2 separate regions of the Homo sapiens genome follow, and region 2 is linked to region 1. A link is a loop called in an ENCODE intact Hi-C map of the cell type or tissue named here. Cell type or tissue: ovary. All regions are shown on one strand. Each heading gives the region's core, and the rest is flanking DNA. Links, peaks and the distances in the headings are about the cores only. Region 1 holds the start of ARK2N (arkadia (RNF111) N-terminal like PKA signaling regulator 2N). Region 2 overlaps ARK2N (arkadia (RNF111) N-terminal like PKA signaling regulator 2N).

The links. Hi-C counts contacts between places; a loop is a spot of excess contacts. Peaks named below come from ENCODE experiments on the same cell type or tissue, not always from the same donor. Only the 100,000 strongest peaks of a DNase experiment are listed, where the experiment ranks them.
Region 2: it touches region 1 in a loop (7-fold over the local background); 48 of 110 quality-filtered maps call a loop at or near these places.

The regions. Positions count from the first base shown.
Region 1 is chr18:46,164,012-46,175,407 of GRCh38, forward strand. ARK2N (arkadia (RNF111) N-terminal like PKA signaling regulator 2N) reads left to right here and starts at 10,023. Exons shown (of 5, transcript NM_145055.5): 1 at 10,023-10,319. RefSeq lists enhancers at 644-1,145, 1,146-1,645, 3,296-4,157, 9,597-9,646, 9,967-10,226 and 2 more. In ovary, for the core only: no CTCF peak of the experiment used is centred there; a DNase peak (open chromatin) is centred at 4,188.
Region 2 is chr18:46,220,072-46,231,467 of GRCh38, forward strand. All of the region lies in intron 2 of ARK2N (arkadia (RNF111) N-terminal like PKA signaling regulator 2N), which reads left to right. Among named protein-coding and RNA genes, the nearest start is that of ARK2N, 52 kb to the left of the region's middle. RefSeq lists a silencer at 139-339. In ovary, for the core only: no CTCF peak of the experiment used is centred there; no DNase peak of the experiment used is centred there.

The DNA.
Region 1 (11,396 bases), core at 2,917-5,416:
TGTTTCTAGGTTGAGCCCTGTTCTTAGACAGACAGCAGTAATCTTGAGGGAGGTGACCATGTTCTCTTCCAGGAATCCTGACTCCCTCCCTGACCTTTAGCCCATGTGACTTGCTTAGGTGAATTGTCTTCTCTGAGCCTAAGTTTCCTCCTCTGTAAAACCTACCTGTCCTGCTCATTGTCATGAGGATTATATGACAAGAGCCTAACAATGTGCCTTGTGGTTAGTGGGCAGGCTTCCAACGAATACCTTTAGAATAAAATCGAACAACACGCATCATTTGGCTCTCTTAATACCCACCTAGAGAAGACGGCCACGTAATCATGTGTGCATACAAGGAATGTTGGGATGGTCCCCACCTGGTAATATTTTCCCCACCCACTACTTTACCTGAAATGTCACCAGGAAAGATGAATTCCCATGGATTCCACCTCAGAGGCACTCCTTTATAATTCAAGACCCCTGGGAGAGGCAGAGCATGAAACCAACTCACCTTCTGGTGTCTGGGGGAATGGCCGCTTTGACTGCCACCTAAATAAAAGGTAGAGAGGGTCACACAGAAGGAAGGCAAGGAATCCTCATAAGAGATTTGCCCTATGACTGGTCTTGCTTAATATAACATATCCAGTTCAAACCACATATAACATATTTGTTTAAAGTCAGGCCAGCCACAGTGGCTCATGCCTATAATCCCAGCTCTTTGGGAGGCCAAGTCAGGAGTGAGAGACAGGACTAGCTGGATTTCCTAGGCTGACTAAGAATCCCTAAGCCTAGCTGGGGAGGTGACCGCTTCCACCTTTAGACACGGGGCTTGCAACTTAGCTCACACCCGACCAATCAGATAGTAAAGAGAGCTCACTAAAATGCTAATTAGGTAAAAACAGGAGGTAAAGAAATAGCCAATCATCTATTGCCTGAGAGCACAGTTGGAGGGATAATGATCGGGATATAAACCCAGGCATTCCAGTTGGCAACTGCTACCCTCTTTGGGTGCCCTCCCTTGTATGGAAGCTCTGTTTTCACTCTTAAATCTTGCAACTGCACTCTCTTCTGGTCCATGTTTGTTACGGCTGGAGCTGAGCTTTGGCTCGCCGTCCACCACTGCTGTTTGCCGCTGCTGCAGACCCGCCGCTGACTTCCATCCCTTGGATCCGGCAGGGTGTCCTCTGTGCTCCTGATCCAGCGAGGCGCCCATTGCCACTCCCAATCAGGCTGGAGGCTTGCCATTGTTCCTGCACAGCTAAGTGCCCGGGTTTGTCCTAATCGAGCTGAACGCTAGTCACTGGGTTCCATGGTTCTCTTCCATGACCTACGGCTTCTAATAGAGCTATAACACTGCATGGCCCAAGATTCCATTCCTTGGAATCCGTGAGGCCAAGAACCCCAGGTCAGAGAACAAAAGGCTTGCCGCCATCTTGGAAGCAGCCCACTGTCATCTTGGGAGCTCTGGGAGCAAGGACCCCCCCCCGCCCCCGCCATAACAGGAGGATCACTTGAGGCCAGGAGCTCCAGACCAGCCTGGACAACATAGTGAGACCCTGTCTCTACAAAAAAAAAAAAAAAAATTTAGCTGGCCATGGTGGTATGTGCCCCTAGTCCCAGCTACTTAGGAGGCTAAGGTGGGAGGATTGCTTGAGCCCAGGAATCCAAAGTTACAGTGAGCTATGATCATGCCATTGTACTCCAGCCTGGGTAACATAGAGAAACCTTGTCTCTAAAAACAATATAAAAATAAAAATAAATAGGCCAGGCACGGTGGCTCACGCCTGTAATCCTAGCACTTTGGGAGGCCGAGGCAGGTGGATCACCTGAGGTCGGGAGCTCAAGACCAGCCTGACCAACATGGAGAACCCCATCTCTAATAAAAATACAAAAAATTAGCCGGGCATTGTGGTGCATGCCTGTAATCCCAGCTACTCAGGAGGCTGAGGCAGGAGAATCGCTTGAACCCGGGAGGCAGAGGTTGCGGTGAGCTGAGATTGCATCATTGCACTCCAGCCTGGGCAACAAGGGCGAAACTCTGTCTCAAAAATAAAAATAAAAATAAAAAAAGTAGAATGAAGTCAAAGTTTTAGAATCCTGTATTTTTTTTTTCTGGTACCAGTTTTCTAATTCTCTGACAGCAAGTGAGTATCCAAGCAATTCAGTTCAATTTAACGCAATTCTGACACTAACCACCCAGAGTTATTTCGAACCCCACAGGCTAAGGGCCCAGTACCACAAGGCTGCTCCCACTTCAGATGCTAGCCACAAGTGAGGTGCCTGGGCTCCCATACTTACGTCTAGCAGATTGTGAATTTGGGGGTTCCCATGACCTCTCCCCCCTTAAATTCGATAATTCACTAGCAGGGCTCACAACTCTGGAAAGTGCTTTCCTTACTAATACCAGCTTATTATAAAGGATTCAATTCAGGAACCTAAATGGGAGGTCCCGAGTTGGATCCTTTATAATATCCTTCCTTGCCTTAGGCAAGGAAGAAAGGCAGATGGTAGCTTTGAGCTTCCATGCCCTCTCCAGTGGGCCATCCTCCCAGCACCAACTGGAAACTCTCTGACACGTGGTTTTGGGGATTTTACTGAAGTTTCCTTGGCCTTTGGTGATTGAACTCAATCTCCAACCCCTCTTCCATCCTGGGAGGTTGTGGGTGGGGAGGGGGCTGAATGTTCCAACCCTCTCTCTAATCATATGGTTGGTTCCTGTGGTGACCAGCCCTCATCCAGAAGCTATATAGGGACTCTCCAAGAGCCAGACTCAGGTGTGGCTGAAAGGAGCTCGTCCTGAATAACAAAGGACATTCCTACTACTCAGGAGATCCTGAGGCTCTTAAGAGCTTTGTGCTAGGAACTGGGGCAAAGACCAAATGCGTATTTTTTATTCTACCACAGATACCCTAATTTTGTCTTTACTTAAATACTGTAGTTTTGGGAGCTGGGGAGAGGAAGGTGAAGACAGTCTCTATAAAGCTGATGTTACAAGGGCTTTGAAGCTTTTACCAAGCCCTTTCTTCCAAAACAGTGTCTCAGCCAGTCGCGGTGGCTCACGCCTGTTACCCCAACACTTTGGGAGGACAAGGAAGGCGATCACTTGAAGTCAGGAGTTTAAGACCAGCCTGGCCAACATGGTGAAACCCTGTCTCTACTAAAAATACAAAAATTAGCTAGACGTGGTGGTGGGCGCCTGTAGTTTCAGCTACTTGGGAGGCTTAAGGGAGGAGAATAACTTGAACCCGGGAGGCAGAGGTTGCAGGGAGCTGAGATCATGCCACTGCACTACTCTAGCCTAGGTGACCGAGCGAAACTCTGTCTCAAAATAAAATAAAATTAAATACAATTAAAAATAAAAATAAAAAATAAATCCCAGGCTTCTTACGCTCTCATTCAATCCCCCAACTTCCCTTGAAGCCTTCTCTCTACTCACTCCTCTGCTGTCCAGCTGCAGGCATCTGGCCCTTGGGTAGTTGTCCTCCAAATATCCCAGGGGCTTTTCTTTTCTTTTTGAGACGGAATCTCGCTCTGTCGCCCAGGCTGGAGTGCAATGGCGCCATCTCGGCGCACTGCACGTTCTGCCTCCCAGGTTCACGCCATTCTCCTGCCTCAGCCTCCTGAGTAGCTGGGACTACAGGCACCTGCCACCACACCCGGCTAATTTTTTTGTATTTTTAGTAGAGACAGGGTTTCACCGTGTTAGCCAGGATGGTCTCGATCTCCGGACCTCGTGATCTGCCCGCCTCGGCCTCCCAAAGTGCTGGGATTACAGGCATGAGCCACCGCGACCAGCATCCCAGGGGATTTTCTACCTCTTACCCACCCCTCCCACAAAGTCACTTCTCTCCACACTTGTCCTTTCAAACACACAAACTCTTTTTGGCTGTCACATCTGCCAGGCTCTATGCTGGACACCAAGGGGGCAGTGAAGAAGGATGACCTGGCTCTGCCCTCAAGGCACTGAGTCTTCCTCCTTTTTAACCACCTGCAGGCAGGTTTCAGACACTCCCTGAGGCATTCCCCTACTGCCTTGTCTGCAGGGGTCCCTCCTTCCTCCTGGCTTCTAACCCACTTGGCACCTGGCACCACTTCCTTGTTTTGACATCCTTGTAGGTTTCGGAATCTTAGGTCTACTTCCTCCATTCACTACACTTGCACTGAGTGTGTCTGGGGTCTCTCCGTGAGGCACTGAGCACGATCAGACAGCATGGACCCCGCCCCCTGGCCGCTCGTCCCTCTGGTGTGTCCAATGAAAGCGAAAGAGAGCATGCAAAGCAGGAACACATGAGGGCACGTGTTAACAAGAAGACGGGTGCAGTAATGGGGAGTGTGGGTGCTAGTTTAAATGGGGTGTCAGAGGACCCTCTGCTCCACCCAGGAGGTCCCCCAAGGTCAGGCACTATGTCACACAGGGCAATTCTTTTCATTAAAATATGAGAGGCTTATACATACTTGTTAAATTTAAAAACTGTCCTTTGGGCCAGGCATGGTGGCTCATACCTGTAATCCCAACACTGGGAGGCCGAGGTGGGAAGATGTCTTGAGTCCAGGAGTTCAAGACCAGCCTGGGCAACATAGTGAGACCCTGTCTCTACAAACATTTTTATTTTATTATTATTATTATTATTATTATTATTATTATTATTATTATTTTTAGAGGGAGTATCACTCTTGTTGCCCAGGCTGGAGTACAATGGCTCGATATCTTGGCTCATCACAACCTCCGCCTCCTGAGTTCAAGCGGTTCTCCTGCCTCAGCCTCCCGAGTAGCTGGGATTACAAGGATGCACCACCACACCCGGCTAATTTTGTATTTTTAGTAGAGACGGGGTTTCTCCATGTTGGTCAGGCTGGTCTCGAACTCCCGACCTCAGGTGATCTGCCTGCCTTGGCCTCCCAAAGTGCTGGGATTACAGGCATGACCCACCGCGCCCGGCTACAAAATTTTTTAAAAAATTAGCTGGGGATAGTGGCATGTGCTTGTAGTCCCAGTTACTTGGGAGGCTCAAGTGGGAGGATTGCTTGAGTCCAGGAAGTTGAGGCTGCAGTGAGCTGTGATTGTGCCATTGCATTCCAGCCTGGGAGATAGAGTGAGACCCGGTCTCAAAAAACAACAACAACAACAACAACAAAAAACAACCAACCAAACAAAAAATGAAACTGTCCTTTGCATTTATTTTCACTTTTTTTCCCCCATTTTCAGAACTTACAGACTTTCTAAATAGATGGAGTTTCAGGGGAATCACCTGGTTAGAAAGAGAGACTTGGAGCTGAGTTTCAGAGTACTTTACCCAAGACAGACCAGTCTTAATTGGCCAGCCCAGAGAACCAGGGTGGGGAGCTAGAGGTTTGTGGGGGAAAGGGGGCCCCCTCCCAGTCACCCTTGGCTACACTTTCATGGTATCCTTCTGCACTGTTCCATTCTGGTTCCACGTGAACCTGCTGCTCTGGAAAAATGAGTCTGTTGAGATGGAAATTTCACTGTATTTGACCACTGAGAGTCTGTGGCCTAGAAGGTGCTGGCCTGGAGTGCTGCCATCAGAGCGGCAGCCTCTTTCTAGAGCATTCTGTCTGAGCCGAGCATGGAGCTGAGAGCTGAAATCATGAGTCATTCTACCCTCACTCCTCCAGAGCCTGCAAGGGAGTACTGGGGGGTCATCCATGTCTGGCAGGCGAGGACAATGGGGCTCAGTGAGGTTACATAACTGCCTGAGGGTCACTCTGCTAGAGAGGTGGAACTCAGTCCAATGTCACATCTGTCAAACCCCAGAGCCCCTGGTCCTGACAACTGTCTGATCTTCCACTACTCAGAGTCCTTAGAATGCTTCTGGATGTCCTTGTGTTGGAGGAGGCCATTTAATCCTATGGAATGACGCTGTGAGGCAGAGCGAGTCATGTTAACCCTGGAAGCGGTGACTTGTCTGAGGTTCTGTGGCTACTATTGTGCAGAAGGTCAGCATTTCCCCAGAGGCCACTGCCTTCTAGCAGGTCCTGGGCGATCCTAGTGGGTGCTGGCTATGGTGGGGGTGGGTGGTTACGTTGAGGGAGGCCAGGTTGCCCCTTCTTCTTTTTGAGTCGGAGTCTCGCTGGAGTGCAGTGGCACAATTTCAGCTCACTGCAACCTCCGCCTCCCAGGTTCAAGCGATTCTCCTGCTTCAGCCTCCCGAGTAGCTGGGACTACAGGAGTGCACCACAACACCCGGCTAATTTTTTTTTTGAGACAGAGTCTCGCTCTGACGCCCAGGCTGGAGTTCAGTGGCGTGATCTGGGCTCACTGCAAGCTCCGCCTCCTGGGTTCAAGTGATTCTTCTGCCTCAGCCTCCTGAGTAGCTGGGACTACAGGTGCCTGCCACCATGCCTGGATAATTTGTTTTTGTATTTTTAGTAGAGACGGGGTTTCACCACGTTGGCCAGGCTGGTCTCAAACTCCTGACCTCATGACCCGCCCGCCTCGGCTTCCCAAAGTGCTGGGATTACAGGCATGAGCCACAGTGCCCAGCCTTTTCTTTTTTTTTTTTTTTTTTTTTGAGACAGAGTCTCGCTCTGCCACCCAGGCTAGAGTGCAGTGGCACAGTCTTGGCTCACTGCAACCTCCATCTCCAGGGTTCAAGTGATTCTCCTGTCTCAGCTTCCGGAGTAGCTGGGATTACAGGTGTGCACCACCACACCTGGCTAATTTTTTGTATTTTTAGTAGAGACGGGGTTTCACCATGTTGGCCAGGTTGGTCTTTTTTTTTTTTTTTTTTTTTTTTTTTTTTTGAGACGGAGTCTCGCTCTGTCGCCCAGGCCGGACTGCGGACTGCAGTGGCGCAATCTCGGCTCACTGCAAGCTCTGCCTCCCGGGTTCACGCCATTCTCCTGCCTCAGCCTCCCGAGTAGCTGGGACTACAGGCGCCCGCCACCGTGCCCGGCTAATTTTTTGTATTTTTAGTAGAGACGGGGTTTCACCTTGTTAGCCAGGATGGTCTCGATCTCCTGACCTCATGATCCACCCGCCTCGGCCTCCCAAAGTGCTGGGATTACAGGCGTGAGCCACCGCGCCCGGCCCAGGTTGGTCTTGAATTCCTGACCTCAGGTGATCTGCCCGCCTCAACCTCCCAAAGTGCTGGGATTATAGGCGTGAGCCACCGTGCCCGGCCTGTATTTTTTTTTTTTAGTAGAGATGGAGTTTCACCATGTTGGCCAGGCTGGTCTTGAACTCCCGACCTCAGGTGATCCGCCCACCTTGGCCTCCCAGTGTGCTAGGATTACAGGCGTGAGCCACCACGCCTGGCCTTAGGTTGCCCAATTCTTAGCAATCTGAGATGGAAGGGAGGGGGCAGCCCAGAGCCCAGAAATGAGGGTTCCCTCCCCTCGTCTCCCCCTACTTTCATCATCTCTAGAGTGGTTCTCATAATTGTGTCCATTTTACAGGGCAAATGGTAGAAGTAACCTGCTCAGTCAGGAGAGATCAGGTTACAGTCAAAGCCAGACCAGCCACGCCCTGATGCTACTGTCCAGGCCACCACAGCTGGCAGGTACCTGCTGCAGGCTTAGCCCCAGGCTAGGCGGTATATCAGGTGCAAAAAATGATGGTGAAGAGTGATTCTGACAGGCTTGGCTCTGGCCTCTAGGGCTATGACAGAAGTTGAGAGGATGACGAATATGGTTTAGTAGTAACCCTACAGATAGACCAAGGGCAGACATGTTTGTAGGAGAGTGTGTGTGAGCAGGGGAGTCCTGACCCACAGTGGAAGGCCAGGATGGAGGGGGTAATAAGGGTAGTGGTGACGGGGGTTGTGTCTGGGCTGAGCTGGTTTTATGGGAGAGATGGCATTTCAGGAGCTTGTAGAGCTAAGTATTGGATACACAGAAGACTTTGAGGCAGAAGTAGGATCCCTTCTGCTCCTACAGAAGAAGGGGAAGAAGCAAGTAACTGTACCATTTAATAATGGAAATATAGTAGTAATAAAAATATTAGTAATTAGGATATCAAATGCCCTAGCCTCCAAAAATATACAAAGGCCATTCGACGTAGGAAATTGACTTATTGGTATTAAACAGGAGAAGGGGCTGGGTGCGCTGGCTTACACCTGTAATCCCAGCACTTTGGGAGGCTGAGGTGGGTGGATAACCTGAGGTCAGGAGTTTGAGACTAGCCTGGCCAACATGGTGAAACCCCGTCTCTACTAAAAAACCAAAAAATTAGCTGGGTGTGGTGGCGTGCACCTGTAATCCCAGCTACTCGGGAGGCTGAGGCAGGAGAATCGCTTGAACTCGGGGGGCAGAGATTGCAGTGAGTCAAGATCGCGCCACTGAACTCCAGCCTGGGCGACAGAGCAAGACTCTGTCTCAAGAAAAAAACCAAAAAACCAAAACCAACCAACCAAACAAAAAACAAAGAAACAACAACCACAAAGCAAAAAACAAAAAACAAAAAACAGGAGAAGGACCCAAGATGGTATCTCAGTAGTCAGGGTCCTACTTCAGTATTTCTGCAGCATTGATTAGATCAGACTGTCAAGGAATCTTTTAAAAACTCAATGTATTAGTCCACATTCATTCATTTCCAGACTGAAAGTTGTGATCTTAGTGTGATTTTTCCTTTTCTTTTCTTTTTTTCCTGAAATAGGCTGGGCTCTTGTCACTACCCCATAACCTCTCAAATCCCTTGAGGACTCAGGTAGCAGAAAGTAAATAAATGAATGAACGAGTGAAATAACATACACGGATAAACTACTTAGCTAGCACACACTACGTTCTCTGTGATTCTCAGTGAGGCAGTTGGTGGCTGTGGTTAAGAAAGTAAGCTCTGCCTGTGTTGGAATCCAACACTGCCACTTACTTGGATGTGTCATCTTGGGCAGGTCACTCTGTCCCTCAGTTTCCACCTTTGCAATTTGGGACTAGTAACGCCATCCAACTCATAGGGTTGTTATGAGTTGTAATGAGGATTCAGTGGATTTAACCCATTTAAATGCAAGGTGCCTGGTATAATAAAATTATTTTCTTTTCTTAATTTATTCTTGTAGTTGGGGATGAAAAACTCGCACTCCTGTAGGCAGTCAGAAAAAATGAGTGAAGTGGGGGAACTAAGGGGCCTGGTCTGAAGGGGGAGACTGATATTTAGGGGAGTGCGGACCCAGTGGTGTGAGATTTTCAGAATCTCCTCTTGACGGGTCTCATCCGAGGTTCCAGCACAGCTCTGTAAAGGTAAAGACCGTTTACATTTTCCTCCTCAAAGCTTTATTATTATTATTTTTCTTCTCAAAACACTGCTTTGCTTTGGGGGAGCGCGGGTCCTTGGCCAGATCTTGAGTCTTGAGATATGTCTTCAGCATCTCCTGCTCCTCCTTGGGAAACGCTCCACCCGCCAGTGGGCCTGCGCCCTCCTCCCCTTCTTCGGGGTTCGGGTCCACCTCGTTTCCCCCACCCTCCCCAGGGCTGACTGCAAATCGGAGGGCGACTGCAGAGGCGGAATTCGGGGCAGAGCGGGGTCTCCCCAGCGGGCCACGTCCCACCAGCAGGTGGCGGTCGATCTGCAAGGCCTGCAAGGTGCCCGGACAGAAACTTGAGCAGATATTGGTGCCGCTGCCCGAGAAGAGCTCAGCCGAGTCTCCCCGAGCCCAGCTATCGGCATCCGCGAAAAAGCGGGGAGAGAAGGGCACGGGCTCTCCGCTGGAGCGACTCTGGGATTCAGACACCGCAAGCTGCTTTCGGAAGGGCTTCAGGAGGGGGTGAGTACTGAGCAGCGCACAGAAAAGGGAGCGCTGTCCTTTGCTGAAGGCATTGTCCTTGGCTTGCATTGAGTGGCTTTCCCACCCCCCGGGAAAGACATTTCGGGAAGGTGACGGTCTCAACAGAAGGAGGGAGCGCGGGAAAGAAGCCCGGGGAGCCGGCGCCTTCACGCCCCGCGGTCTGCAGCGGGAGGAGCGCGGGTTCCATCGCGCCAGATGGCGCTGTCTGGCTTTTCTCGGGCCTCGGGCGCCAGTCTCCAGAGGTCTCCGGCGCAGCTGCCTCTCTAGCCGGCCGACGCGGGCTCTGTGTTTCCGGGCGGAAGTGAGGCGCCCAGCGGAACGGCCTCTGGTGACATTTTCTTGGGGGCGGCGCGGACGACTGAAGGGACTTGGTGGTAGAGGCTGCGGAGGCGGCGAGGTTCACTTTGGTCCCGGCAGGGGCTCTGACCGCGACCCACTGCTCGCTGCCGGGGCTTGTTCCGAGGAGGAGAAGGCGGCGGTGGCCGTCGCGTCCTGAGTCACCGCAGCGGGGAAGAGTCCCGGCCGGGGGTTCGGTGCGTGCCCCGACGGGGCGCGCGCGAAGCGAGCGAGAAGGCACGGAGTCGCCGCGGAGCGCAGGTGAGGCGGGAAGGGGCGCAGGGCCGCGGCCTGGCTACTGGTCGAGTTGGGGGGCCCGGGTTGCGTCCCAGGGAGGGGTCGGGGCGAATCGGAGGGCTGCGGGCCGCGGTGAGGGCTCTGCGGCGTCCGGACGCTGGGGTCCTAGCGGGCCTGGCTGGTGGGCGCCGGGAACTCGCAGCCTGGATTGCCGGCTGACGCTGGGGCATCGCACCTCTCCGACCTCCTTGCTCGTCCGCCGTTGGTGACCCTAGCGTCCTCCCGGCCCGGCGGAGTTGGCTCCGGCACTCCAAGCCCCCAGACGCTGGGGCCGGGTTGAGGCGAGTCCTTTTCCGGGGGTGCTGAGGGGAGGCTGGAGGTGCCGCAGTCCCCGGGCTGCGGGGGGAAGCGACTTCACGGCCCTGGAGTTGTCTTCACGCAACTTTCCGGCTCCTAGGCCCGCGGGGGAAGCAGTGGCGGCAACTCCGCCAGCTCCGAGAGTAGGGGGTCTGGCGCCGACACCTGCCCCTGCAGCGGAGAGCTCCGGCGCCGCGGCCGCAGTGGCCTTGGTGGAGGGAGAAAAGGCTTTCTTATAGGCTTGGCGCCGCCTGCCTCTCGGCGCTTCCACTACCTTCGGTCGGCAGGCGCCTCCAGTCAATGCGAGAGATGTGTCAGTCTCCAAAATAGACCGCTTCTGGGGAGTTTGTCAACTTTATTTCAAAACCGGCGAGGATGTACACTGACGAACCCGTGTTAAAGACTATCGCCTTTACGCAAGCCATTCATTCTCACTTTAAAATTGTCCACCCCCCCGCCCCGACCCCCGTCCCCGGCAGCCCCCATCACAAAATTGATGCTCACAGGTTGAAGTAGAGAACATCGGTACGAGCCCTACCAGATCCTTGAGCAGTTTCTGTTTGGATGGGTTTTTCGTTTTTTGCCTGACCTTTTGCTTTCTGAATCCTCTTACCCAGTAGAATTAAAATCCTACTGATGATACTTCGTCAAGGTTGGACCTCTTAATTACAAAAACATCTGCCAATTTTGCTTAGGCTTTTATTGTGTAGTATTGGGTACATGCTAACAGAATCACTCCCTTTC
Region 2 (11,396 bases), core at 3,955-6,454, 57 kb after region 1:
CCATACAGGGTAGCTTTATCTTGTCTTGTCTTTAATGACCTGCTTTGTGGTTAAATGCTTATTCACACCGAAGTTCCAAAAATAATACCCCTCGTGGCAGGTAAGAGTCGGTTGTCTTGGTTTGTTTGCCTTTGAAAATCTCATTTCTTTTGGAGAATGTCATTGAGGCTACTGAGGACAGCTGTTTAAGTTTACTTGAATTCTCAATCCATGCAGCCAGGCTAGACCAGCTCAGCCCCACTTCAAGACAAAATCTCAGCACCCATTACTCACCATACATATTTATGCAGTGAGCTGCATCATGACCAGCTATCATCTTACCTCATAGTTTTTTTCTCTGGTAGAGATAATTAACTTATTATGCTTGATCAGTTAACTCTTGCTTAGAAATTTAAAAAATATTTTTAAGTGACAAATTCTTTGTAGAAATTTTTGAAAATAGAAATATTTGAAGTAGAAAGTTAAAATCACCCACAATTCTGCTTTTGTTAACATTTGAATATGTTGTCTTCCATGATATATAACAAAATTTGTCTGGGTATTGCATATGTCGTCCTTTCCTTCTTAATATTGCATTTTGAGCATTTAACCAGAACACTAAATATTCTCCCTAGAACATATGGATTTTGAATAATTTAGCTAATTATAAAAATAACTTCCCTAATGGTCCTTTGGGCTCTTTTAAGTTTTTGCTGTTATACGTTCAGGGTATGAACACTTAAGGCTCTTGACCACATACTGCCATACTGCCATACTGCCATACTGCTTTTAAAAAATAATTAAGCTGAGTGCGATGGCTCACGCCTGTAATCCCAGCACTCTGGGAGGCCAAGTCAGGTGGTTCATTTGAGGCCAGGAGTTTGAGACCAGCCTGGTGAACTTGGTGAAACCTCATCGCTACTAGAAATACAAAAGTTAGCCAGGTGTAGCAGCATGTACCAGTAGTCCCAGCTGCTCCGGAGGCTGGTGTGGGAGGATTGCTTGAGCCCAGGAGGCAGAGGCTGTAGTGAGCCATGATTGAGCCTCTGCACTCCAGCCTGGGTGACAGAGCGAGACTCTGTCTCAAAAAAATCCAAACAAAAACAAAAATAAGTTTATTTCACCTGGGAGCTTGAGTGTTCATGCATTGTATTCTTGCTATTGAATATTAATTTTTTTTAAAAGCTTGCTGATTTGATAGAAGAATGATATCTTGCTGGTGTGGTGTCTCATGCCTGTAATCCCAGCACTTTGGGAGGCTGAGGCAGATGGATTACCTGAGGTCAGGAGTTCGAGACCAGCCTGGCCAACATGGTGAAACCCCATCTCTACTAAAAATACAAAAAAAAAAAAAGAAAAATTAGCCGGGTGTGGTGGCGCGCGTCTGTAGTCCCAGCTACTCGGGAGGCTGAGGCAGGAGAATCACTTGAACCTGGGAGGTGGATGTTGCAGTGAGCCGAGGTCATGCCACTGCACTCCAGCCTGGGTGACAGCAAGACTCCATTAAAAAAAAAAAAAAAGGTATTTTGATGTTAATTTGCATTTCTTTGATCACTAGTGAAATTGAAAAACGTTTAGCTATTTGTATTCCTTTGGTAAAGTCTGTTCATATTCTTTGCACATTTTTCTTCTGACGTGTTTTTTCTTACTAATTTTTGAGGCTTTTTAACCTTTTGGGGGTTTAATTGCTTGGCAAATTTTAAATATAAGGCAGTGAGGAGGATTCATGGTTGAAGATCCCAAACCCACATAGTGAATCCATGAAGCGCAGTAATTGACCTTTTTCCTAGATTGAATATCAAAGGATTTCAGTGGCTAAAAGCCTCATGTCCCTATTTTAAGCCTTTTGTAATCTGGTTGTAGTTTGGTAGCTATTTAAGAGACTCACAAAATACATTGATAACAAAACACTGACACAGAATAATCAGGTAAAAACTGTCTATTTTCAGATTGGTAAATGCAAATCAGATGGGTAAAATACATATGGTTTGCAATCTGGCTATGTATTAGAATCAGCTGGGTGGTATTTAAACCATCTGATGCCCAGACCCCACTTTAGCCCCATTCAATCAGAATCTTTGGGGTCTGACCCCAGGCATCAGCTTTAAATGATTGACCTTAGGTGATGACACTGAGTAGCCAGGGCTCAGAACCGCTCAGTTAAGCAGTGATATGTTAAGTTTCCTGTATCTGAAAATCACTGTGAAACTGGTAGTCTGGTTCAATTAAGTTCTCTTACTGCTAATGGGTATCAAGTTCTAAACAGTGGAGTCTGGTTTTTTTGAAATTACATTAGTTATAAATCACAGCACAGTTCTATATTAATTAACAAGCATTAAGTGCCCTCTTTTACTTCATTTAAGCGATTATTTGAAAAGCATGCAATGTCTAAATGTGGTTTTCTGTACGCTACAAGGTCTAGATGATGTTAATTAAAAAGCTTTGAAGTCTTACTGGTGGGTATCCTTTGGCAATTTCTCATGTTGAAGCACCAAGATACTATTTTTGGCCTGCTTATTTTCTGAAGTGAGTGCCTATATTAACTTTGTAAAAGGAAAAGGTCTTTTTCTCAAAATAGGATATATCTTAGTGTTAATAAAAGAGCATGTGTGTGTTTAAGGTGAGAATGTGGTCCCTTTTTTTGTCATTGTTTTTTAATAGATTTTGCTTCTAGAGCAGTTTTAAGTTCGTAGCAAAATCGAGCAGAGGAGACAGAGAGTTCCCATGTACCCCCTTCTCCCACGTAGCCACGGCTTCCCCTACTATCAACATCCTGCACTAGAATGGACATTTGTTACAATTATGAACCTACATTGACACATCATTATCACCCAAAGTCTGTAGTTTACTGTTAGGGTTCACTCTTGGTGTTGTAAGTTCTGTGGGCTTTGATAAATGCGTAAGTGGTTCCTGTTTTTAAGGGCTCAAAATGTCTTGCTTATCAGTGATTATTGCTTGTAGGAATCTATGAGGCTACAACTTATCTCACTGCCCCCAGCATAAATGTTCTTATACCATTATCAGCTTTTAAATACCCATTTTTAGTATTCATTGAGAAATAAGTAATGCGAGAATCTAAAGCAGATCAAAGGAGCCATCCGATTTCCTGTCCTATGCTTAAGTTTGCCCAGCACTTATAATGGGGCTTAAAGGAAGTTAAACTTTAGATTTCATTTAGTCTTTTTTTCCATAAGCTAAACATACTAACCTTTGGGGAAAGGTATGTCCTTCTTGAGGGAGTTTTCGTATAAACAAAACTTTTTTAAAAAGTGAAAACAGCATAGGGGATGGAGTAATCAGAGGAAAAGGAACATTATGAAATTAGGCAGAGGTTGGTGACCGACTTCATGAGGTTTTTGTTTGCTGGATAGAGCTGGGCTAAATGTTTGTCTCACAGCCTTTTAGGCATTGAAAATAGGTGGCCTGACTGATTTAAACATTCTTTTTTATCTAGGAGAAACAGTTATATTTGATAGTGAGACAGGGGAAACTTCTCTTTGCATCTTCATAAAAGGCCACTATGTGATAAAGCAAACCATGTTTTCACAAATTAGTTTAACAAATGCTCAATAGAGCATTTCATAAGAGCATTATTTATAAGACTCTTGATGTAGGTTGATGGTATAAGGCTAAGATTGGTTGATTCCATCAATCATTCTTTTATTCAGCAAGTATCTGAGCACCCAGTCCATTGGCTTTGGGGATACAACAGTGAAAGAAGTCTCTGTTGTCATGGAACTTAATCTTTCATGAGGAGACAATAAATGAATTTATCATATGTTATCAGGTAGGGATATATGATGTGAATAATAATAAAGCAGGATATAAGAGATAAAGATTAGGAATGGGGTAGAAAAGCTATTTTAGTCAAGAATGATCTGAGGAAGTAACATTTTTATTAGGTCCCTTAGAATGAAGAGTTCAATATAGTTATTTTATTAGAGACCCAAACTATAGGTGACCCAAACCAAAGATAATCTAGCCTAGTTCAAGGATGAAATTATATATATATGGGGCCATATCCTAAACTGGACCACTATGCTACTGGGTATTAATAGTTGTACACATGTTCAGGTGTTTGGAAAGTGCTGGATTATGTGTTAACAGATGCCTTTTGTTTTAAACCACAGGGCACTTCAGCCATTAATGAATGTGCTCTCCAGAGGGGAAGGATGTGATTTGTAGTATATCCCAAACTTAACTACATTTTTTTGTGTGTGTGTATGGCATGCATTTTAACACTTCACACAGACCAGCGTTTGTAAAAGCTGACCCAGAGGTATTCTGTATCATCTCCTTCCTGTGGTTTTCCATAAGAATTAAAAAAAAATTAAAACAGATCTTTTGTGTGATAAGAATCATCACCTAAGAGTGATTGTGTAATGATTGAGTATGGGCCAGCTGACAAAACAACTTTTTAGAATTTTAAAGTGAAAGGAGTTAAAATACTCAAGAATGTAGTGGTTCTCAACTAAGGACATACATTAAAATCACCTGGGGAGCTTAAACCGAAACAAATCTTAGAAGACTTGGAGCCACCCTAGGTTTTGGTATTTGTTAAGCCACTCCAGTTCTTATTGTTCAGCAAAGGTTGGAAACTACTGTTAAAGATTCAGTCAGTTGTATTCAGTCTGTGTAGTAACAGAATACATGCTGCTAGGTAGATAAATTAAAGCTATGAAAAATGATAATGTTAGTCATTTTATTTTTTTGGAATTAGTGACTTTGATTAATGAATTTAATCACTGCCTATGAATGCTGGATCTATCAGGCTCTTCTTAGCAATGCTTGTGTCATTTTCCTGAGTAAGTGTGTCTTAATAAAAATACAATTTCCGAAGCAATAATGTTTTATGAAATGGCCTCAGTGTCTTTAAAGGTGCCTTCAGTCATGCTGCGGGATCTGAAGGAGTGCCCAGGGAAGTTACAGGATTACTTGACAGGGGTACTGTGTGATAGGAACTGCACAGGCAGTGGCCTAGAAGAGGCCAGGAGCTGTTTTTCCAAGATGCAGAGGCAGACAGAGAAGTTCCACGTGTGGATGGAAAAGGTAACTCATCTTGACACTGGCGAAGAGAACAAGCAGCTACTGGAACCCAGGGGACCTAAGATGCAACTAGTTGGCCAAAGAATTTTCCCTGTCACCCCATCAAGTGCTTACATGGCAGATGCCTGATTTCCAAGTACTGCCACAGCAGCCCTTTGGTTCTTACCTGACTTGTCCAAATATTGACAGTATGTCAGAGTTCCCAAAGATGTATAATTGCAATTTTCTAGTTAACGTTGCTGGAAATGGAAATATTACAGAACAACCTTTGAATCTATCACAAAATTAATTGTATTGACAATCTGCGTTTTGGATTGTGTAAGAAATAATATGCTTTTGCCCATTGTAAGTTTCTTTTGATGATGTTGCTGTTTTTTTTTGAGACGAAGTCTCGCTTTGTCGCGCAGGCTGGAGTGCAATGGCGCGATCTCGGCCCACTGCAAACTCCGCCTCCTGGGTTCAAGCGATTCTCCTGTCTCAGCCTCCCGAGTATCTGGGATTCCAGGAGCCCGCCACCACGCCTGGCTAATTTTCTTTGTATTTTTAGTAGAGACAGGGTTTCACTATGTTGGTCAAGCTGGTCTCGAACTCCTGACCTCGTGCTCCGCCCACCTTAGCCTCCCAAAGTGCTGGGATTACAGGCTTGAGCCACCGAGCCCAGCCCTGATGATGTTTTAAAAGCTGCAGTAGTAAACAGTTTCTTTTTTAAAAATTAGGTATTCACAACAGAAAGCCCCAGAATTTGGTAAATTTTAGCTTGAGTTTTGTTATGTATGGTGGGAACATAGAACCATATTTATACAATAGTGGGAGCCATCCTCTTCCTTGCTTTTTACCAAAAATATAAATAAAACAAAAAACTGAAAATTTTAGTGAACCCAAATAGGTAGATGGTTAATTCCTTGAGAATCTCTTAGCACTTACTCTCTACAGACACTGTTGACTTCTGCTTCTAATTGGGGGACCTCATAGTTAACTGTAAAGATCATAGTTACTCCATGAACATTTTTGTGTCATTATTCCACATGTCATTTAATAATCTAATTTGTTGCTAGTTTTCATGAATTATATTCCGTATTACTTGTATGCAGGAAGAACACAATTCGTTTCTGAGCAAATATTTGCTATGTGCCTACTATGCAAGATAATGTAGGAAAAGCAGATTAGACTGCAGCTTGATTTCATGCATGAGAAAAATAGTATTTTTCATTGATATGGAGATGGATTTTTATTTTGAGCTTTAATTTAAAGCTCAGTGCCCAAGGCAATAATCTGGTAGGCATCAGCCAGTGGAATTTCTGGTACTCTGTTGTAAAGGATACCTGTAGAGGGTAAAGATAAAATGGTCACTATATCAAGGGTATGTATTGGGTGGGGTTTTAAATTGCTAGTGACTAAGTTTATTAATGAATGTACTACCAGTTTAATTTTGTTTTCAATCCTCAAACTAAAAATAAATGGGCCTTAGTTATGTTAAAGAGCTCATAGAGTGTGTCAAAAGATAGAAAATACCACAGGATTGAAGGTCTTGCAACATGATAGATGTTTTTATGTGCAGCCTGGGATTGGTAAATGCTGGCATTTTATCTTTTAAAGATTTCTAGTAATACTGTGAGACACAGCTAAATTAGGATGACAGTCTTCAATAGGAATTTGTAAGTTTGCTGACACTAAGTGGTTTTTTAAAACTGGGTTTTCCACTGGATTTACTTTTTTTTTTTTTTTTTTGAGATGGAGTTTCGCTCTTGTTGCCCAGGCTGGAGTGCAATGGTGGGATCTTGGCCCACTGCAACCTCTGCCTCCGGGGTTCAAGTAGTTCTCCTGCCTCAGCCTCCCAAGTAGCTGGGATTGCAGGCGCCTGCCACCATGCCCAGCTAATTTTTGTATTTTAAGTAGAGATGGGGGTTTCACCATGTTGGCCAGGCTGATCTCGAACTCCTGACCTCAGGTGATCCACCCACCTCCACCTCCCAAAGTGTTGGGATTACAGGCATGAGCCACTGCGCCTGGCCTGGATTTATTTTTGAGAGGAAATTATTCTTTCACATTTATAATAACATCAATATGAAAAAGGTTCATTTTATTTAATGAAGTTGCCACTTTGGAAAAAAACGTAATTCTGCATGTGTTTTTTAAGAGGAAGTATAGGCGGTATATTTAGAGTCGTATATAAACAATCAAGATCTTCGATGTCTCAATATTTCTTAGGAACGTTACTCAGAAAAAATGTCACCACTTTGTTTTAATTCAGTTCTATATCCACATATTTGTAACTTGTAAATTACCAGTAATAGACTGAACCACATTTTTTCCTTTTCTGGTTTTGAATTGAAAAATTACTGCTTTATTTGTTTTTTTCCTTTTAGAACTGGTTTTATGAGAATTGGAAGTTAACTTTGGGGATGGCTTATTTCTGTGCTCAGTTTTTGTTTAGGGATATATACATCCTTGTATAAGGATACATATATAAATATATACATATGACTAGAGGTCTCTGCATTTTTTTTTTCCATTTTTTGAGATGGAGTTTTGCTCTCGTTGCCCAGGCTGGAATGCAATGGCACGAACCCGACTCACTGCAACTTCCGCCTCCCAGGTTCAAGTGATTCTCCTGCCTCAGCCTCCTAAGTAGTTGGGATTACAAGCATGTGCTACCATGCCTGGCTAATTTTTGTATTTTTAGTAGAGATGGGGTTTCTCCATGTTGGTCAGGCCGGTCTTGAACTCCCAACCTCAGGTGATCTGCCTGCCTCAGCCTCCCAAAGTGCTGGGATTATAGGCGTGAGCCACTGTGCCTGGCCGATCTCTTTTTTTTGTGTGTAATGATTTTTAGATTTTCTGAACTTAATTTTGACCAGTAGAGGTAAGGTTTGAACACCAAGCAACTTACAATAAATAATGTTAGTATGATTTTTCAGTATAAAATATATGAGTTTATTATAACTGATGGGTTTCCCTCTGAAATTATAGTGCAACATTGGTTAACTATTTCCTCAAACAGATTTTTTTTAAAATTAAGTTTTACATCAACAGGAAGAGCATATTGGTTTTGGATGACTGACTGAATTTTAATGAATCTACAGTCTTTACTTGAAGTTTAGGTGTTTTCAGGGAAGTTCTGTCTTCACCTTCTTCCTGGAAACCCAGATTTTTATTAGACATGGATTTTTAGATGTAAGAAAATATTAATTTAATTTCATCATGTTAAGGACTACTTTTCTATGCATGTGTAAACTGCTTCAAGCACTTAACAGGCTTCTTTTTTGTTTTATGATACGATAATTAATATATTAAGCATGCTTTGAAATGCATTTTAAGATAGAAAAGGTTAATCTTTTAAGAATAACATAGACAACTTATTGCTAGTATTGTATTGACTGGATCCATTCTGATTTTTATTGTTATTGAATAATCAGGCAAGAGCTCTGTAGATTTTTTTTTGCCTTTAAGAAAAAAATTTCAGTGGAATGGAATTAACAAACATAGGTAGCCTTTTTTATTTTTTGGGAGATAGGGTCTCACTCTGTCATCTACACTGGAGTGCAGAGGTGCCATCTTGTCTCACTGTAACCTCTGCCTCCCAGGTTCAAGCAATCCTCCCGCCTCAGCCTCCCAAATAGGTGGGACTAGCACCTGGCTAATTTTTATATATTTTGTAGGGACGGGGTTCTGTTATGTTGTTCAGGCTGGCCTCAGACGCCTGGGCTTAAGCGATCTGCACACCTTGGCCTCTCAAAGTGCTGAGATTCTGTGGGATTCGCACCTGGCCTAAAACATAGGTATTAATAGTTATATTCAAGGTAAGAATAACATTTTGAATATTTGAAAAGGTGTTGAACACTAATAATTTTGGAAAGCCTTTTCTACAAAATTTTGAGGAAAGGAAGAAAAAGAAGTTTTGGCAGAAAGATAAGGAATGCCAGAATACACTGATTAAATTCTTAGAACCTATACCAAAATATTAAAAATTTTTCCTAAAGTAAAATTTGACATTCTGTGGTTTGGAGAGTTTAACTTTAGGAGTAATTTATAACAGAATCATATATATGAAAAATTTTTATCTTGATTTTCAGTTTTTGCAGAGTGCTTTGAAGGTAATACATTGCTGTCTGAAGGAGTGTTGTTTTGAAAAAAAAAAATAGATTTTGCTTTAAAGTGGTTACACCTTTTCCAGGTAGTGCAATTAAAAAATTCCCCTTTCAACATACTTTGTTTTTATATTACAGACATTTAAAAAAGTGTCAATATGGTAAGTACTTGTTGTTTTTTGAGACAGAGTCTCGCTCTGTCGTCCAGGCTGGAGTGCAGTGGCGCGATCTCAGCTCACTGCAAGCTCCGTCTCCCGGGTTCATGCCATTCTCCTGCCTCAGCCTCCTGAGTAGCTGGGACTACAGGTGCCTGCCACCACGCCCGGCTAATTTTTTGTATTTTTAGTAGAGACAGGGTTTCACTGTAGCCAGGATGGTCTCGATCTCCTGACGTCATGATCCGCCTGCCTCAGCCTCCCAAAGTGCTGGTGTTGTTTTTTTAATTTTTTTGAGATGAGGTCTCGCTCTATTGCCCAGGCTGGAGTGCAGTGGCACGATCACAGCTCACTGCACCCTCAACCTCCCAGGCTCAAGTGATCTTCCCTAGTAGCTGGGACCGCAAATGTGTGCCACCATGTCTGGCTAATTTTCTTATTTTTTGCAAAGGTGGGGTCTTGCTCTGTTGCCCAGGCTGGTCTTAAACTCCTAAGCTCAAGGGATCCCCCAGCCTCGGCCTCCCAAAGTGCTGGGATTACAGGTACGAGCCACCACGCCTCGCCTTGTGAAGTAGTGTTTTTTGTTTGTTTGTTTGTTTGTTTTTGAGACAGAGTCTCGCTTTGTCGCCCAGGCTATAGTGCAATGGCACGATCTTGGCTCACTGAACCTCCACTTCCTGGGTTCAAGCGATTCTCCTGCCTCAGCCTACTGAGTTGCTGGGATTACAGGTGCCCACAACTGGCCCGGCTAATTTTTGTATTTTTAGTAGGGATGGGGTTTCACCATACTGGCCAGGCTGGTTTCAAACTCCTGACCTCAGGTGATCTGCCTGCCTCAGCCTCCCAAAGTGCTGGGATTACAGGCGTGAGGCACCGCGCCTGGCCTGTGAAGTAGTTTTAATATGTACATTTTTTACATGACTAGTGTAGGTTATTGCATTCTCTTTCCCTGAGGCAGTCTGTATTCTCAAGATTACATGTATAGTACTAATAATAGTAATAAGTGGGAATTACTTTTGGATTACATGACGGCATTTTTATGTAGCTATTGTTTAAGTCCCTAGTGGCCCTCCCTTCGTTTCCTCTGAATTCCCTTAATTTTCCTAGAATTTTAAGAAGGTTAAGGACCATGTCCTGTTTGTATTTATTTGTACTCTATGAAGGGTTAATGCTGGAAAGAAATCTCTTTCAACCTACAACACTAATCCAGAAATGGTTGAAATGCTTTTTTATTTAAGAATAAAATCCCATATCCGGACTATTGTATCTCTCTAATATGTGCATATGGAATTTTCCCTTTGTCTAATCTATCAGATAATTTTTTTCTCTTGTTTTCATGGGAGAGAATTAAAAGGATTAAGCTGCAGACTTTTAAAAAAGTTACTTCATTTAAAAAATCGCCGAATGTTGTAAAAAGAATAACTTGAGAAATGTTAGGAAACAAATTATAGTTTTAACTACCACAGTTATAATTTTATTACTGGTTGTTACATGTTGATACTTCCTTTTAGTGTTTCTTTTTAGTTGGCATTTAAGAGGCCATTATCCTCTCACTAAAGGTAAATGTGTTTTTGATAATCTAGCTACAGCCTGCTTTCTGCCTAGTTTGTGCTAGCTCAGTCCTAGGACATTAGATATCTAATCATCTTAAGAGAATTCAACCAGCGGATTAGAGTGATCTGGTTATTTGAGCCACTTATTAGACAATAATAACTCTCTTAATCATATTGATTGTACTTTTTGTACATTATTAAAATTGAGCATAATTTTTAAAGCCCACATAAAATTTTAATTTAGAGCCCAACAAGGTCAAGTTAAAATCTTAAGGCTTAATATTTTACATGAAGTTTTACTTTTTTAAAAATTAGGAGTAGCATACAAATTATTTGGAGGGCTCCAAGGGAAAGTGTTATCTGTTTTTTGTTTGTATGGATTTTTACTAAGAGAAATTAGCCTGGTTTCAGGGATGTGTGTATGCATGTGTGTACCCATCTTCAGAATTCTGAAGTAACTGAATTTCATTAATATTAGACTTGACAAATGGCTGGAGGCAGATAACTGTACAGTTGCTACAGTGATTTCGAATGGATTCAGATTATTAATATAATACCTGTTTATTGCTTCCTAA